Regions from separate parts of the Homo sapiens genome. Here region 2 is linked to region 1. A link is a loop called in an ENCODE intact Hi-C map of the cell type or tissue named here. Cell type or tissue: PC-9. All regions are shown on one strand.

Region 1 (8,000 bases):
GTCCTCCTGCCTCAGCCTCCTAAAGTGCTGGGATTACAGGGATGAACCACCATGCCTGGCTCTATCTCAGCTTCTGACATGCCTTCCTTACTAAACTTAGTCATTTCTAGCTTTTGATTTAAAGTGAGAGGCGTGAGATTCTTCCTTTCACTTAACACTTAGAGGCTATTGTAGAGTTATTTTATTTTTTATTTTTTTTTGAGACAGAGTCTCACTGTGTTGCCCAGGCTGGAGTGCAATGGCATGATCTCAGCTCATTACAACCTCCGCCTCCTGGGTTCAAGCGATTCTTCTGCCTCACCCTCCTGAGTAGCCGGGATTATAGGCACATGCCACCATGCCCAGCTAATTTTTGTATTTTTAGTAGAGACAGGGTTTCACCATGTTGGCCAGGCTGGTCTCAAACTCCTGACCTCAGATGATCCACCTCCCTCAGCCTCCCAGAGTACTGGGATTGCAGGAAAGAACCAATGCGCCCAGCCTCTGTAGAGTTATTAATTGGCCTAATTTCATGATTGTTGTGTCTCAGGGAATAGGGTGGCCTGAGGAGAGGGAGAGGGCTGGGAGAAGTCAGAAGACACACATTTATCAATTAAGTTTGCCATCTTAAATGGATGTAGTTCGTGGTGCCCCAAAACAATATCATAGTAACATCAAAGATCACTGATCACAGAACACCATAACACATATAATAATAATAACAAAAAAAAGGGCTGAGTGCGGTGACTCATGCCTGTAATTCCAGCACTTTGGGAGGCCGAGGTGGGCGGATCACTAAAGGCCAGGAGTTTGAGACCAGTCTGGCCAACATAGTGAAACCCCATCTATACTAAAAATACAAAAATTAGCCAGGTGTAGTGTGCACACCTGTAGTCCCAGCTACTCAGGAGGCTGAGACACGAGAATCACTTGAACCTTGGAGGCAGAGGTGGCAGTGAGCCGAGATCACGCCACTGCACTCCAGCCTGGGTGACAGAATGAGAATGTCTCGAAAAAAAAAAAAAAAGAGTTTGAAAAATTGTGAAAACTACCAAAATGTGACACAGAGATACAAAGTGAGCATATGCTGTTGGAAAAATGGCACTGATATACTGGCTTTACACATGCAAACCTTCAATTTATAAAAACTGCAGTGTTTGTGAAGAGCAATATATCAAAGTAAACCTGTGATGATGATGATGATGATGATGATTATTTTGAGACAGAGTTTATTTATTTGAGACGGAGTTTCTCGCCCAGGCTGGAGTGCAGTGGCATGATCTCAGCTCACTGCAGCCTCTGCCTCCCGGGTTTGAGTGATTCTACTGTCTCAGCCTCCTGAGTAGCTGGGACTACAGGCGTGAGCCACTGCACCTGGCCTTATTATTAATTTTTTTAGTGGCAGAAAGTCCTTAGAGATGAGTTGGGGCAGGCCTAGGAGGGCCTAGAAGGCCAAGGCAGTAGAAGCTGCTGGTGGCTTGTGAGCAGGTCTGTGACAATAAGGCAGTGGTACACAGGTGGAGCGAGACAGGGCAAGGCAAACCAGGAATCATGAGGCCATTTCAGGGCTACTGCAGTGCCCCAGGGGCCAGGCAATGGTTCTGAGTGGGTAGGAGCTGCCACCAAGGAGTGGCCATTTGGGCTTCCATCATACAGGAACATCTGAGTCAAGCTACTCTGAGCAGGGCCAGTGCTGTAGTGACAGAGAGGAGGGTCTCCGGACAAGTAGGGGGATATGAAGAGGGTCTATAGGGGTTGGGGCATTTCTCGCCCATCAGACATACTTCTCAGACTCCCCTCATCTCCTCCATCTCTGCTCCCAGACTTGTCAGGAGGCTGAGGGTGCTGTACGTCCCTCGTTGACAAAGGGAGCCTGGAACGGCGGTGGTGATGGAACCTCAGAGCCAGGGGCTGAGGGGTGGGCCTACAGAAGTCCTCTTCATTCCCCTAATCTGAGGGCAGCAGCCCTGTCCCCTGATTCAGGGTGTGTCTGGCAAGCCCTTTGCAGCCTTCTTACCTGCAGCTGGATGCTCCAGAATCAGAAGATGAAACTCTCCTTTGTGCTGGGTGAGAGGGGCTGGTGCAGTAGTGCTGCTTTGCCCGTGGAGCCTCATCCACTGTGCAGCAAGAGGGGTGAAGAGGGTGATAGAGCTTCTGCAGCCAAGACCAAAGCCAGCTAGATGGGGTGGGGCCCAGCAAAGTCTTCCTAAGGGAACACCATCAGCCCTATCTGCCCTCTGCTGTCTCGGGTAAGGTGGACCCTGGAGGCAGCTGTCTTTCCTTGCAACAGGAGAAGTAAAATGTGGAGCTTTGGAGTCTTCCTAAAGGCTGCTGGGGTTGGGGCTGGGCAAGGTGGCCCATGCCTATAATTCCAGTGCTTTGGGAGGCCAAGGTGGCAGAATCGCTTGAGCTTAGGAGTTTGAGGTTACTTGTGATTGGCCACCATTGCATTCCAGCCTGGTGAGCCACTCTGATGTGTCCAGTTGGCAAGTGAATTCATCAGGCCTATGGGAGGTGTGGCATCTGGGCCTGGCAGGTGGGTGAGCTGCAGTGACCCAAGGCCCTAGGCATCCTGCCCTGATGGTGACCTCAGGGCTGCAGGATCAGCTGCTGGCTTCACTTCCCAGTCCACCCCACCATGTTGCTTTATGAGCTGGAACCTTGGAAGCTGAGGACTCCTGGCATTTCCTGGGCATGTGGGCCTCAGGGGAGGGATGCTCCTGGCCTTACCTTGGGAAACCTCCCCATACTCTTCAGGTCCTTCCTCCCAGAGCCACTACTACCAGTTTTTCTTTCTTTCTTTCTTTCTTTTTTTTTTAATTTGACAGGGTCTCACTCTGTTGCCCTGGCTGGAGTGCAGTGGCCAGTGGGATGATCTTGGCTCACTGCAACCTCCGCCTCCCAGGATTAAGTGATCCTCCTGCCTCAGCCTCCCGAGTAGCTGGGACTACAGGTGTGGACCACCATGCCTGGCTAGTTTTTGTATTTTTTGTAGAGATGAGGTTTCACCGTGTTGCCCAGGCTGGTCTTGAACAACTCAGCTCAAGGGATCCACCCACCTCAGCCTCCCAAAGTGCTGGGATTACAGGCATAAGCCACCGTGCCCAGCCTAGGCCCACCTTTTTCTCACGATGGTTCGATGAGGGTCATGGCGATGGAGTGGAAGTGTGGATGGTCACAGGAGAGCGGACAGCTCTGATTTTCCTCCCCGGTCCCCTTTCCTTATCAGCTAGGAAAAGAGCAGTCTGAGCTGCTTGGAGGCTCCCCTGCCAGGCAGGCAGCAGCTGGGCTGGGCTGCTAATTGGGGCCAAAATCCCAAGGAAGAGTTCCCTGGGACACCAGGACTGGCTGGAGGGATGGGATTTGGCAGCTGTTTTCTGGCCAGTTAGGATAACTGTTTCCTTTCAGGGTCTGAGGCAGTTGTTCAGGGTGACTTCACGTGGCTTCTGAGCAGGTGTGGTTTTGGTTGGCCCTGTTCCTGGGACTCCTGCTCTGTGTCCATGAGGTAGGCCAACGACTCCGCATCTTGTCCCTTGGCCAAAGTGACAAGAGACACCTTGGCTGAAGAGAGGAGTGGGAGAGCTGTTGTCCTCATGAGTTGTCATGCCGTGTCCAGGGATCCGCAAAGTTCCATGGGAGTGGGTAGCTGGTTCTGGGGTGGCAGGACCATCCTCCTGCCGGATCCAGGGTAATGACTAAGAGTTCTCTGACCTTGGGCTGCAGCCAGGTGGCATAGATGCAGCCGTGGGTCAGGAGGCCATATATATACATATATTTGAGACAGAGTCTCGCTGGAACCTCAGCTCATTACAACCTCTGCCTCCTGGGTTCAAGCAATTCTCCTGCCTCCGTCTCCCAAGTAGCTGGGATTACAGGCGCATGTCACCACGCCTAATTTTTGTATTTTTAGCAGAGATGAGGTTTCACCATGTTGCCCAGGCTGCTCTCGAACTCCTGACCTCAGGTGATCTGCCCACCTCAGCCTCCCAAAGTGCTGGGATTACAGGCGTGAGCCAGCACGCCCGGTCAGGAGCCTAGATTCCTAGGTAGTATCTTGCCATTCGATGCTCCCTGAACATCCACTATATCAGCAAATAGCCACTGAGCAGCTACAACAGGCACCTGTGATGCCCTTGGAATAAGAAAAACACCTCCCTTGCCTCAGAGGTTTGGGAAGATCAAATGAAACAGAGGATGGGAAAGGGAAATGTAAACTAGAGGGTGCCTTGCAAGCATCGGTGTCCTGGGAGGTAAAGGAGGAGGGCTGGAGGGCCACTGCTCCTCTCCTTGCTCCACTCTGGGCTGGTGCAAAGGTCTCAGAATTGCCAGGTGCACACAGGCTGGGGCTCCTTCCCAAGCAATTCCTCAGCAGCAATGCTCAGTTCAGGCAGCAGAGGGCAGCAACGCGCCTGCCTGCCTACCTGGAAAGCAGCCTTTGAAAGCTGCTGCTGGTGGTGGTTGAGGACCGGGAAGGGGGCGAGTGAGGCGGGCATGGGCGCGGGGGGGAACATGGTGCCCAGGGTCAGCCTTCCCTTCGGGATGTGCGCAGGTGGCTCTTCCTGCCCCAGTTCCTTGGAAGCCTGGCTGACAAGTGTTCAGCCTTCTGGGCCACGGGGCCTGCCTTTGCTACTCGATTTGATACGGGTCTGGCAGCCAGAGGTTTCTCCCTCCTCCTCCTCCTCTGTCCTCAGGCCTCTAGGGGGTATATGATTCTTGTGGCCCTTGTAGGGGATGGGGGTGCCTCTCCCACTGGGAACCCATGGCCATTTTTTTTTTGTATGTGACAAAAATTTTGTTGGTGCTCATCTGAGAGGGTTTGAGCCATCTGTTGCCCCTGGACAGCCCTGGTCCCCAGCCTGGCCTACTGTCCCTCGATCTTAATCCCAGAGCTGCCTTTCTTCCAGGATGGCAGGAGAATGTAATTAGAGTAAGTACGCCCTAGCCTGAGGTTTCCATACTAGCAAGGTGGGTGAGACCCTGTGGGCCCAGGAAACCCAGGAGGAACCCCTCCTGATTTACCAACCTGTACCCATCACATCCTCAAAACACAGCTTCTGGAGAAGAGTGGCTGCTAGGGGGCAGGAGGGATTTGGGGAGAGAAGAGAGAGCGGGGGCTGTGAACCTGCAGCACCAAGTCTGCAGGGGGCTTTTCCCCGAGTCCTGGAGGCGGTGACAGCAGCTGGCTGGGCTCAGCCTGTTCAGCAGTTGCAGTAAGAAAGTGGGTGAAGGTGACAGCAAGTGCTTGGCTCTTCAGGTAGATGCTACGTGACTCCTGGCACGTTGAGTCTGTGTTTCCCGGGCGACCAGCTGAGCCAGGGACGATGAGAGGACAGGAGTGTGACAGGAATGCGAGGGAGGGAGGCAGTGCTGTTTTCTGGCTGGCCCTACATGCCGCTACCGTACTCCACCAGCACCCTCCCGCCTGCGCAGCACTGCCCCCTGCCAGGCGGGGGCACTGTATTTCCCTAGCTCCCCTGCCAGTTTCTCCTTGCTCTCTGGGTAGGAGCCCCTGCTGATAGGCCTAGGCCACTTCGTCCAAGAACACTGCCCCCCGCCCCCTGCATTATCTACTGGAGGCAAGAGGTGGCCAAAGCCTAGGCAGGCAGGCTGGTGTGAGGGCAGGGCAGGACCAAGCCCTTGCCCAGGCATGCCAAGGTGCTGGCAACAATGAACTGACAAGGGTCTAGGTTGGAGGACTCCAGGATTCCATTTTCTCCAGGGCAGCACCTAGCCCAGGCAGGCTGCAAGCTGCCCTCCCTCAGTAGGCAGATAGAGATGAGGCAGTCTGGTCTTAGTTCAAGGGGCTGAGGGACTGTCTTTATGGAGCCTGGTCCCTGACGATACTCTAGGCTGGTGGGGTGACCAAGTGAGGGAATCGGATCTCCCTGGGTCTGTGCTTCTTGTCCAAGGCTGAAGCAGTGGAGTTGGAACACTCTGTCCTGTTGGACCCCCACCCTCATCAATCCTAAACAATCTGTTTTCTGGAGATGCATGACCAGGAAAGTACCAGGCTAGGGACTCTCAAACTCTGAGGGCAGGTCTGAGAGGCAGAGGACCTCAAGCACCCAGAGAAAAGTTTTAAGAGTCAGGGGAAATACTCCTTCTCAGGGGCAGTGTTCCAGCCGGAGCCCCGCTAACACAGGGGCACTACTTTCTTCTTGATGTTGTCCAGCAGGCACTGTGTGGGCTGGAGGGGGCTGACGTCATCCTTTGCATGGGCGATGGCACTTGGTGCTGGCCACTGCACGGTGCTAAAGTGAGCTTTGCGATTGGCTTCTCCCTGAGCAGGACCAGGGACAGCCAAACTATATACGCCCAGAAAACTTTGGTTTTGACCTGGGCAGGCGGCTGCACCCTGAGTAAGGGTGCATGAGCTGCCATGAGGGTCAGGGGTTCCTGGCAATCAGGTTTCTTGGATGCAGGGTGGCCCCCAGTGGGTGGGCACTGAGTTGTGAGGCTGCAGGGTGTGGAGTGACTAGGGTGAACCATGGTTGGAGGTGGCCCGTGGGAAGCTGGGGCAGCAGGAGCCAAGCAGCCAGGCTGAGCTGGCAGCTGATGAAGGCCTCAGAGAAGCTCTCAGCGCATGGCTGGCTGGTCCAACACCAAAACTTTCAAAGCATTTGCCTTTCTGGCAGGGCCTGGAGCAGGGCTGTGGCTGGGCCGGGAGAGGCCTCAGTGCGCAGGGGAATAGAAGCCCCAGATCTGCATCCAGAGGCGATTTTCCCAGGCTCCTTCCTCCCACACTGTGGCTCCCTCCCTCGGTTCTGGAGCTTAATCAGGCCCTTCCAGCCAAGTCCTCATGGCTGCACGACTCAGCCCTGAGCTGGGCTGCTCCTGTGTGGGGAGACAAAAACCAGGGCAGAACCTAGGACAAAGGCTCATTAGGGGCAGCCCAAGTCCCCTCCCACCAAGGATGGCTCCCAGTCTACCAGCTGCCAGAAAGGGCCATTGAGCTAGGAGGCCTGAACTGCCCAAATTTCTATTTGAGCCTTCCTTTCCTGGTCTGGTCTAATCCAACTCAGGAGAGGCTTCAGGAAATGGGGAAGACACAGCAAAATGGCAAGTAGTGGCAAACCACACTAGAACTGGTGACTGCACTAGGTATAGTGTGGGAGGAGCTGGTGTCTCCCTTGGCCCAGCCCAACTCCCCTCTGCCTGTGGATTGGATTCAGCCTCCTCCCCCACTCAACCTTTAGCTAGACTTGCTGACAGGAACAAAACAGACTGGTTTGAGTTTCGCCTCTTTTCATTTCCTTTGCCCTCCCTCTGAAAGTGGTTTTAATGAGCAGTGAGATGGCTAAAAGGGCTGGGCGTGGTGGCTCACATCTGTAATCCCAGCACTTTGGGAGGCCAAGGTGGGAGGATCGCCTGAGCCCGGGAGTTTGAGACCAGCCTGGGCAACACAGTGAGGCCCCATCTCTACAAAAAATCAGAAAAGTTAGCTGGGTATGGTGGTGCATGCCCATGGTCCCAGCTACTCTGGAGGCTAAGGTGGGAGGATTGCTTGAGCCCAGGAGTCAAGACTGCATTGAGTTGTGATTGCGCCACTGCATTCCAGCCTGGGTGACAGAGTGAGACCATGTCTCTTAAAACGAAAAGAATAATGGCTAAAAGACAATCAGGGAGTAAAGCATCTGGAGAATTAAATGGTCTCTCCCCAGTGGAACCATAGCACCTGGGCCTGGCTGCCCAAGGAGCCAGGGGCCACAGCATGAAGGGCAGAGCTGTGGCTCCAGCAGCACCAGGCCTCACCTCCTGCCTGTCTTATCTCAGGGTCCTGGAGCATCCAGATGGAGAGGGGCAATGCCCTGGTGGTGCTGCGCAGCCTGCTCTGGCCGGGCCTCACCTTCTACCATGCTCCCCGCACCAAGAACTATGGCTACGTCTACGTGGGCACTGGCGAGAAGAACATGGACTTGCCCTTCATGCTATAGAATGGGAGCCAGCCTGGATGTTTTTAAACAGAGTCTAAACATGATTTTCTTAAGCTTCAGTGAACTTGGCCTGCCTGTTCTGTCCTA
Region 2 (8,000 bases), 670 kb after region 1:
CCTCCTGAGTAGCTGGGATTACAGGCACGCACCACCACATCCAGCTAATTTTTTGTATTTTTAGTAGAGACGGGGTTTCATGATGTTGGCCAGGATGGTCTTGATCTCCTGACCTCAGGTGACCCACCCGCCTTGGCCTCCCAAAGTGCTGGGATTACAGGCGTGAGCCACTGCACTCGGCCTTCTACTTTTAAGAAATATCTAGGCTCAGAAAAACAAGACATGTCCATTTCTTACAGATCTCTCCTTGGCAATACCCTGAGCAGAAATCTGACTTCCACCATTTGTTCCTCAGCCCACATCAGCCAACCTGCTGGCTTTTGTTTTCTTTCCCCTTTCTCTGTTTCTCGGGAAATCTGTCTATTCTTATGCTTGTAGGGGGAAAGAAAAGTGGAGGTGGACCTGAAAGAGCAGATGGCAGAGCTCAGCAGCATGCTACCTCTTGCCACCAGCTTGGGCTGTGGAAATGCTATTTTATAGTTGGCAATTCCACCATGAGCTAGGTGACCCCTCTGCTGCACCTGTGGTTTGTGAAATGGATCATATGACCTTCAACAAAACAACAGCTGGGGCTTTTTAAACCAGGAAGATCCTGCCATGCTAACTTGCATTTCTTTTCCTAACCTACCATAGAATCTTGCCCTAGTTCTGCCTTGCACTCTTTTTTTTAGGGGAGAATTTCCAAGGCCAATGAGCTCCCTACCTAGCCATTTTTGCATTTTTCTTAGAGTTTGTGTGGAGAAGCCCGTCTCTCTCAGGAGGCAGTCTTCCCCATTGTCTTCTAAAAGCTGGCCCTTCTGGAGGGTTTCAGTCTGTCCCTGGTCCTGGTTCAAATCTGAGTGAAGATGCAGGAGGATGTAGCCACCCTCCTCTCAGAGTTCATGATGAGCACGGTAAGGAGATGATCTCACTTCTTCCCCAAGAACCTTTAGCTCTTTAACAACTTGCAAGAATGAAATTTCTTCTATTGGTTTCTCTCCTCCACTCTTCCCCAAGAGAACAAGCCAAATACTGTACAGGTCCTCTTGCATCAGAGTTGAGTGTTTGTACTTCTTTATTATATAAATCAGTCATAGAAGGAATTGCTCTTCATAACAAAAGCACACAGTTATTGACTTCCTACCATGTGCCTGTCATTCTAAGTGACATGTATTTATTCATGAATCCTCTCAACCTTATGAGGGAAGTACTATTATGATCTCCGTTTACAGATGAGGAAACTGAGGCTCACAGGGGCTGAATAACTTACCTAGAGTGGACAGCTGGTAAGCAGGAGTGGCAAGATTTGCGCTCGGGAAGTTTGATTCTGAAGACTGCGCTTGTTCTTATAACGTCATAATGCTTATTTTCACAGTATTGGCTGGGTTGAAGACCACAATAACATTTATTTGCTTATTTTTTCTGCAAAAGTAACAAATATTCAGCAATGTTCAGAGATTTGGCAGCCTCTTAATAGGCTCCAGTAATAGTCTGGCCTTCTGTGGATGAATGTTCGTTCTCTTTAGAATATGGATTATTTAATGCCTCTTCGTCTCCAACTTGGAGCCCCAGGTACCAATTTCAGGCACCAGAAAAAGTTCATTCAACTTCCTGTTGGTAGGCCAACATCTCCCACTCTCAGCCTAGCTGAAACCAGCTTAACCATTTCTTTTGCTAACCCTCTTTCCTCTCCAGTTCACACAGAGACCCATGTAAAATTAGATCTATTTTTCCAAGACTTGGTGTCCTCAGGCCGTAAGTCTTGGGGTTGTCTTTGCCTCCTCTGTTTGGTTGGCTTCTCATATCCATTAAGTGCCTTCTGCCTGGCCCTCTTCCTCAGACAGCAGCCTTCCCACCTCATCAGACTAATCTCCCTAGAGCTCTAGGGTTCTACTAAGAAAGAAATGGCACCCTCCAGCTGAGTAACTGCAGGGTATAATAAAGGCACTATTTACAGAGGTGAAGGTGGGGTTTAGGAAAAGCAGCAGGGAATGGGGCAATGCCTCAGGGCTGTAACAGCTGGGAGTCACTTCTATTCCTAGGCCTGCAAGGTCCAGGGAAGGAAGCAGTCAGTAGTCCCCAAAGAGAGCTGTGTGGAGCCCACCCCTGACAGGGGCCGTGGCCCTAAGGGGAGGGGCATAGACAACTGAGGCCAACAGGACAGGAGCTAGGGGTTGAGGGGTAAATACCCTGACTTCACTTCCCTCCCTGCCTTCCTCTATGGGATTTGGGGGTGCCTCTATGGGATTTGGGGGGTGCAGTCCACATAGGCCAACCTCCCAGGCAGGCACAAAACAAGGTGGAGACAGTGGGAGTGGACCTGGGAGGGATACAAGGATGGGCAGCATATGCCATTTTTGCCTCATCATTCCTCTGATGAGAGATCTGCAGTGACTTCCTAGTCCATATTGGGTTAAACCTCATATTGAAGGAATTCCACTTCAACCTCACGTAATTCAGCCTTTTCCTTTCCTGTTCTGTAGAGTATAGGCATTCCACTCACAGAAGCTGCTGTCCTTACTCTGCATGTCTGTTTTATATATTACATAGGTTACACACATTTTAAAATCTTAGTCATTGATTTATGTTACTCAGAAATCCAAGTCCAAAGGGACTTTTGTGTTTCTGGGACAAGCGTCCTCCCAGGCCTCTCCCAGGCGGTCTGGCAGCCTAGGATGTAGCCCTGACAGCCTGGCCAGTACTGAGATGACAAACGGACCTGCTCATTGCTGAGGGCACATATAAGAAGGCTCTGGCACAGTGGTGAAAGCTTAGGCTCTGAATCTAAAGAGACTGGATTTAAACTCCAGCTTTGCCAGTTACGGTGGTGGGATGAGTTACTTCTGCCTTCTGAGTCTGTCTTTCCTCATTTGTAAACAGAGGATGATTCTACTAGCACTTCACTGTGGTTGGGATTAAATGAGATAAACAAATGTAAAGAGATGGGCAAAGCTATCAGGGGAACTCAGTCAGGGAAAGGACTGTGTTTTACTCACCTTTAAATTCTTGTACCTAGCACAGTGCCTGGAACATAGCAGGTGTCTGGTCATTGTTTCCTGGCCTGAACTGATGGGGAGGCCCTCTGGCTATTTGGGAGCTGGCCATGTTAGTCAGTTCTGAGGTAGCAAATGCTCTCTCTCCCCTATCTTTGCCAGGCTTCTTCTGCCTACCATTGAAGGGTTCTGACGGTGGCCGTGTGTCAGTAATCCACTCAACACCTATTTCCCTAGCGCTGTCTTTATACAAGGCTCTGTGATGCCCCTTACTTGAAGTCAACTGTAGACAATCTATGAGCGCATCCCGTTTTCCATACCTGGGTTTATACTGCCCTCTGGTGCACACTTATGGGACACGCGCGTTAAATGAGGGCTTCTGCTGGGTGACCTTTCCTTGACATTGGGGAAGAGAGGCTCCCCTATAGGGACAGCCTGCAGTGCTCTTTCGAGGAGAAGTGGTGTTTAAGACGCCCTCCTCACCCAGTTTAGCTTGTAGCTCTTGAGGCTTACCAAACTCGAGGCTTTTTTTTTTTTTTTACCAATGTCTCTGACCCTAGGCAATTAAATAATACCATCCTTCTAGGCTCAAGTTTCTTTCTCCAGCAGGCACTTTTTGTCCTGCCAAGACTCAAGAGGAATGGGGTAGAGTTTATTTGAGTTTATCTTTCTCCCTCTGCTGTCTGGTTTCCTCTAATCTCTGGGCTCTTGATTCTTATGGCTGCCCCAGCTGCTCTCAAGGGTCTGGGGTTGGGGGAGCCAGGGGAGAACCAGAACCAACGGTTCCTATCCAGTGCCTGGCCCCCTGCTTCCACCCCCGCCTCACTGTCTATCATTCCTTCCCAGAGACAAGCTCCCAGCTACTGAAAGCGAAGTGGGGTCCTTCAGGGAGAAGGAGCAAAGGGGAAGGGAGGGGGTTAAAGTTCAGCCCACCCTCCTCTGGCCTCACCATGAAACCTGCTAGAAGTATTTGTCCTTCATGATTAAGTTGAATAACATAAATTTGCTGATATGCAACTATGTTTCACCTACATAACCAGAAATTTTATATAGTTCAGTGGAAAACTTCACACGTAAACCCTGTGCGTGTTTGTGTTGGCCTGGAGCCCCAGGTTTCCTGAGCTCATTCAGACCCAGGAGAGCCAGGCTTGTGGAACATCAGGATCCCGGACTGTAAAGCTGAAAGGAGGGCCCTAAAGCTGGAGAAACAGTTGAGTTGACCTTAAGGACCTGGGACCACCGCCCCTCCCTGCATCAGGCCTCCATGTTCCTGCACAGGTGCTGCAGTAACCTCCAGGCTGGGCTTGGTTTGGGGTGCTCAGACAGGGGACGGCAAGGGAACACTGAGGAAGGCCTTCTTCTTGCCCAACTGTGCTCACCCTCCCGGCTATACAGGCAAGATTTTCTGGGACCTTCAGGAACCTCAGTCTTCTGGGGACATCTAGCATCCTCCCCTCGCCTCTGCTGCTGAACTCTGGTTGTGGGGCTGCTGTGCACAGGAAGCTTCAGGTGCCAATCCTGGGAAAACACTGGCTGTGCGTTGGGGCCAAGCTGATCAGAGGCAGCTCCACGGCCTTGAGAACACTTTAGCTGGCTCCAGTGCCTCGCCAAACCTTGGGCACAGCTGCCAGGGCAGGCCTGGTGCGACAGGCATCTAAAACTTGCCCAAGGAGTGAGGGCAAGGTGGCCTGGGAGGTTTTAAGCTGCAGAGTAAGGGAAGGCTTGTGAGTCACAGTTCACAGGACTCACTAAGGATGAGAAAGTTTCCCTTCTGTGATTCACTCGCCTGCCTTGCAAAATCACCTGACCAACAGATAGATCTTGATGTCTTGGAACCTGGTGGTTCAGGTTAGAAACCTGGACTCTTTCCTCCTAGGAGGATGCAAGCAAGAGAGGGAGGGGCTCAGCTCAGACCATTGTAATCATCCATCCACCCACCCACCCACTCACTCATTTATTCATTCATTAAATAAATGGTTATTGAGCATTTATATGTGCCAGGCACTGTGCTAGTTGCTTGGCATACAGCAGTGGACAAAATAGACAAAAATCTCTGCCTTCCTGGTGAGGCAGCCTCTTGAGTCAAGCCATTAATAACTAACTATGCTGTTGCCCAGCTAACATTTCTATTAAATAACTGTTACCTCTCCTACCGTGGGATAAAGAGATAACATGTTTTTTTAACTTCAATAAGGGGAAATGCTCAGGATATGCAGCCATCCTTCTGTATCCCTGGGGGATTTGTTCTAGGACTCCCCTCCCACACCAAAATCTTGAGCATATCAAGGATGTTCAAGTCCCTTTTACAAAATGGCATAGTATTTGCATATAACTTATGCAAATCCTCCTGTACGGTACTTCAAATCATCCCTAGATTATTTATAATACCTAAAGCAATGTAAATGCTATGTAAATTGTTGCTATACTTTGCTGTTTTTATCTGTATTATTTTAAATTTTTATATATTTTTTGAATATTTTTAATCTGTAGTTGGTCATATCTGTGGATCCAAAACCCTCAGATATGGAGGGCCAACTTTTTTTTTTTTTTTTTGAGATGGAGTCTCACTCTCTTGTCCAGGATGGAGTGCAGTGGCATGATCTCAGTTCACTGCAACCTCTGCCCCCCGGGTTCAAGCAGTTCTCCTTCAGCACCCCAAATAACTGGGATTACAGGTGCCTGCCACCACGCCTGGCTAATTTTTTTTTTTTTGTATTTTTAGTAGAGACGGGTTTCATCATGACGGCCAGGCTGGTCTTGAACTCCTGATCTCAAGTGATCCACCCACCTCGGCCTCCCAAAGTGCTGGGATTATGGGATTATGGGCGTGAGCCACAGCCCCAGCCATCAACTATAATCTTAAATTTTAAAAGCCCAATACAAGAGATATCTATATCTATATCTATCTATCTATCTATCTATCTATCTATCTATCTATCTATCTATAATATGTTAACATATTTGTGCACAGAAAAAGGGTAGAGAGGAAGGAGCCCCTAAATATCAGCAGGGGTGTAAATCACTAGGGGTATATGACATACATGTGCATAGAAAAAGGACAAGGAATAACCCCTAAATATCAGTAGGGGAGATTGTATTTTCTAGGAGGGCCACAAGATCCCCTGTCCCCTGTGCTCTTCATACAGTATGACCATGATGGAGAGGTGTGATCTAAGTTCCCTCTCCATGCATTTGTGACTATGGAGGCAATACAACTTCTGCCTGGTCCTCCTGGGATGCTCACGTTGGAAACTCAGACACTGGTGTGAGAAAGCACATGGAAACGCCACACATGGGTGAACTGGCGCTAACCCTGCTGACCTCAACTGACAACCAGCATCAATCACCAGACACATGAGTGAGGAAGCTCCTCTGTGACCTCTGACTGAGACCCTGTGAGAGACCCCAAGCATGAACAGCCTAGCTTAGCCTAGCCAACGACCAGGATCAGAAATTAAAAATGAATGTTGTTGTTTAAAACAACAGAGTTTGAGGGTGATTTGTTATATAGCAATAGCTATCCAGGAAAAAAGTATTTAACTTCTGTATGGTGAGATCATGGATATTAATAATACTTTTCCATATTTTCCAATATTTCTATAATGACCATTTATTTCTCTTATAATCAGTAACAAAAGAAGGGAAAACTTGGTCTAAACACGAATTTAGGGACTTAAACTAGACTTGGAGAAAAGCTTTCTATGCAAGATTTATTAGATACTGGAAAGGATGAGGAAGACAAATTTAAGTCAATATGATGGAAAGAGTGGTGGATTTGGAATGAGGAAACTTAGAAATGAATCTGTTTTCTGGGTGACCTTGCGCAAGCCTTTGCTAAAATTTGGTTTTCTATTTTGAAAAACGCAGCTGGCTGTTTAAGGAAGATAATATCCACCAGGGCGCCTGGCCCAGAAAAGGCGCTCTGTAAGTGGTAGGTGGATCCTGTCTAATCAACGCCAATTATAACCAGGCATCTGCAAGCTTTGTGGAGGGCGCATCTTTCACTGCTACCAGAGCCTACAGTTCTAATAATGAAAATTGCCTGGAAAAGAACCACAACTCTTAAAAAAAAAAAAAAAGTCCAAAATCACAAAGTGGCTTTTGCAGCGGTCCTTGCCTGTGACGCCGGGCCATGGCTGGAGCTCCTTGCTCCGTACCTCTCAGGAGCCTCCATCCTGTACCAATGGCCAGAGAGCCGGGGGGTGACAGACAGGGGGGCCGGCAGCCGAGCCAGGCAGGACGCTGCGCGCCGCGTTACTGGAGCCGGTGTCCCGGCAACCCCGGAACGCGCCTCTGTGGGAGAAGCAGGCGGCTGCGGTGTCCCTTTTGCCCTAGGCTCTCGGTTCTCAGGCCTCGGCGTGCGGCGTGCGTTCGGCAGTTCAGTTGCCAGTTGGTTCGTTGGTCCGTGGAGGCCTCTGAGCACAGACCCGGGCCTCCCCTGGGGAAGGGGGTGGGAAGACCCCGAGGTGGAAAAGAAGGAGCACCTTGAGCTGGATGGGGGCTGCAGCGAGCCTGGTTCGGGCTGGGGGCGGACTCGCTGGGGCTCCCAGGGCTTCCAAACCACGAAACGCCCAGGTGGAGGGAGTAAGGCTCCCGTTTAGAGGCCAGTCCTGCCCTCCTGACTTTCGGTGGCTTGTGGAATTTGTTTGTTTTGACTGATACCTTTCTTACGAGGGACTTTCTTTGTCTCTGGGTTGCTTCTAATATTTAAAATCATCATGGGCACAGATGAGTCCATCCATGCTCACTGGAAACAGTCCACGGGGCTGCCGTCTCCCCTCCATCTCAAGCACGACCTGCGGCAGACAGCTGGAGAAGGTTCCAGAAAAAAGGGACTCTGGCATGACCGAGGTGGAGAGGACCTACAGTTGAGTTCTAAGAAATCCAGGCTGTGGAGTTGGTGGCCACATCCAAGTATACTACACCCGGGGGCGGGGGCAGGTGGGGGGCACCATTTGAAGTTTAGAAGGAAGCTAGTTTGGGGGCATGTAAAAAGAGCTGCTTGAATAGTAGCTTATGTTTGTGCTA

What was found. A loop is a pair of places that touch in the nucleus more often than their neighbours do. Peaks named below come from ENCODE experiments on the same cell type or tissue, not always from the same donor. Only the 100,000 strongest peaks of a DNase experiment are listed, where the experiment ranks them.
Region 2: a loop joins it to region 1, with 8 times the contacts of the local background. A loop is called at or near these places in 2 of 110 quality-filtered maps.

What each region holds. Positions count from the first base shown.
Region 1 is chr6:43,663,037-43,671,036 of GRCh38, forward strand. RSPH9 (radial spoke head component 9) reads left to right here. Exons shown (of 5, transcript NM_152732.5): 5 at 7,753-8,000. The coding sequence ends at 7,913. Among named protein-coding and RNA genes, the nearest start is that of MRPS18A, 21 kb to the right of the region's middle. RefSeq lists enhancers at 4,051-4,120, 4,741-4,890, 5,511-5,600, 5,691-5,850 and a silencer at 7,025-7,264. In PC-9, CTCF peaks have their summits at 4,383 (motif pointing right), 4,585, 5,513 and 5,715; DNase peaks (open chromatin) are centred at 2,485, 4,385, 5,305 and 7,155; H3K4me3 peaks cover 1,115 bases; H3K27ac peaks cover 2,724 bases.
Region 2 is chr6:44,335,396-44,343,395 of GRCh38, forward strand. SPATS1 (spermatogenesis associated serine rich 1) reads left to right here and starts at 7,255. Exons shown (of 9, transcript NM_001372081.1): 1 at 7,255-7,373; 2 at 7,701-7,839. The coding sequence starts at 7,701. In PC-9, CTCF peaks have their summits at 3,326 (motif pointing left) and 3,543; a DNase peak (open chromatin) is centred at 4,716; H3K27me3 peaks cover 1,178 bases.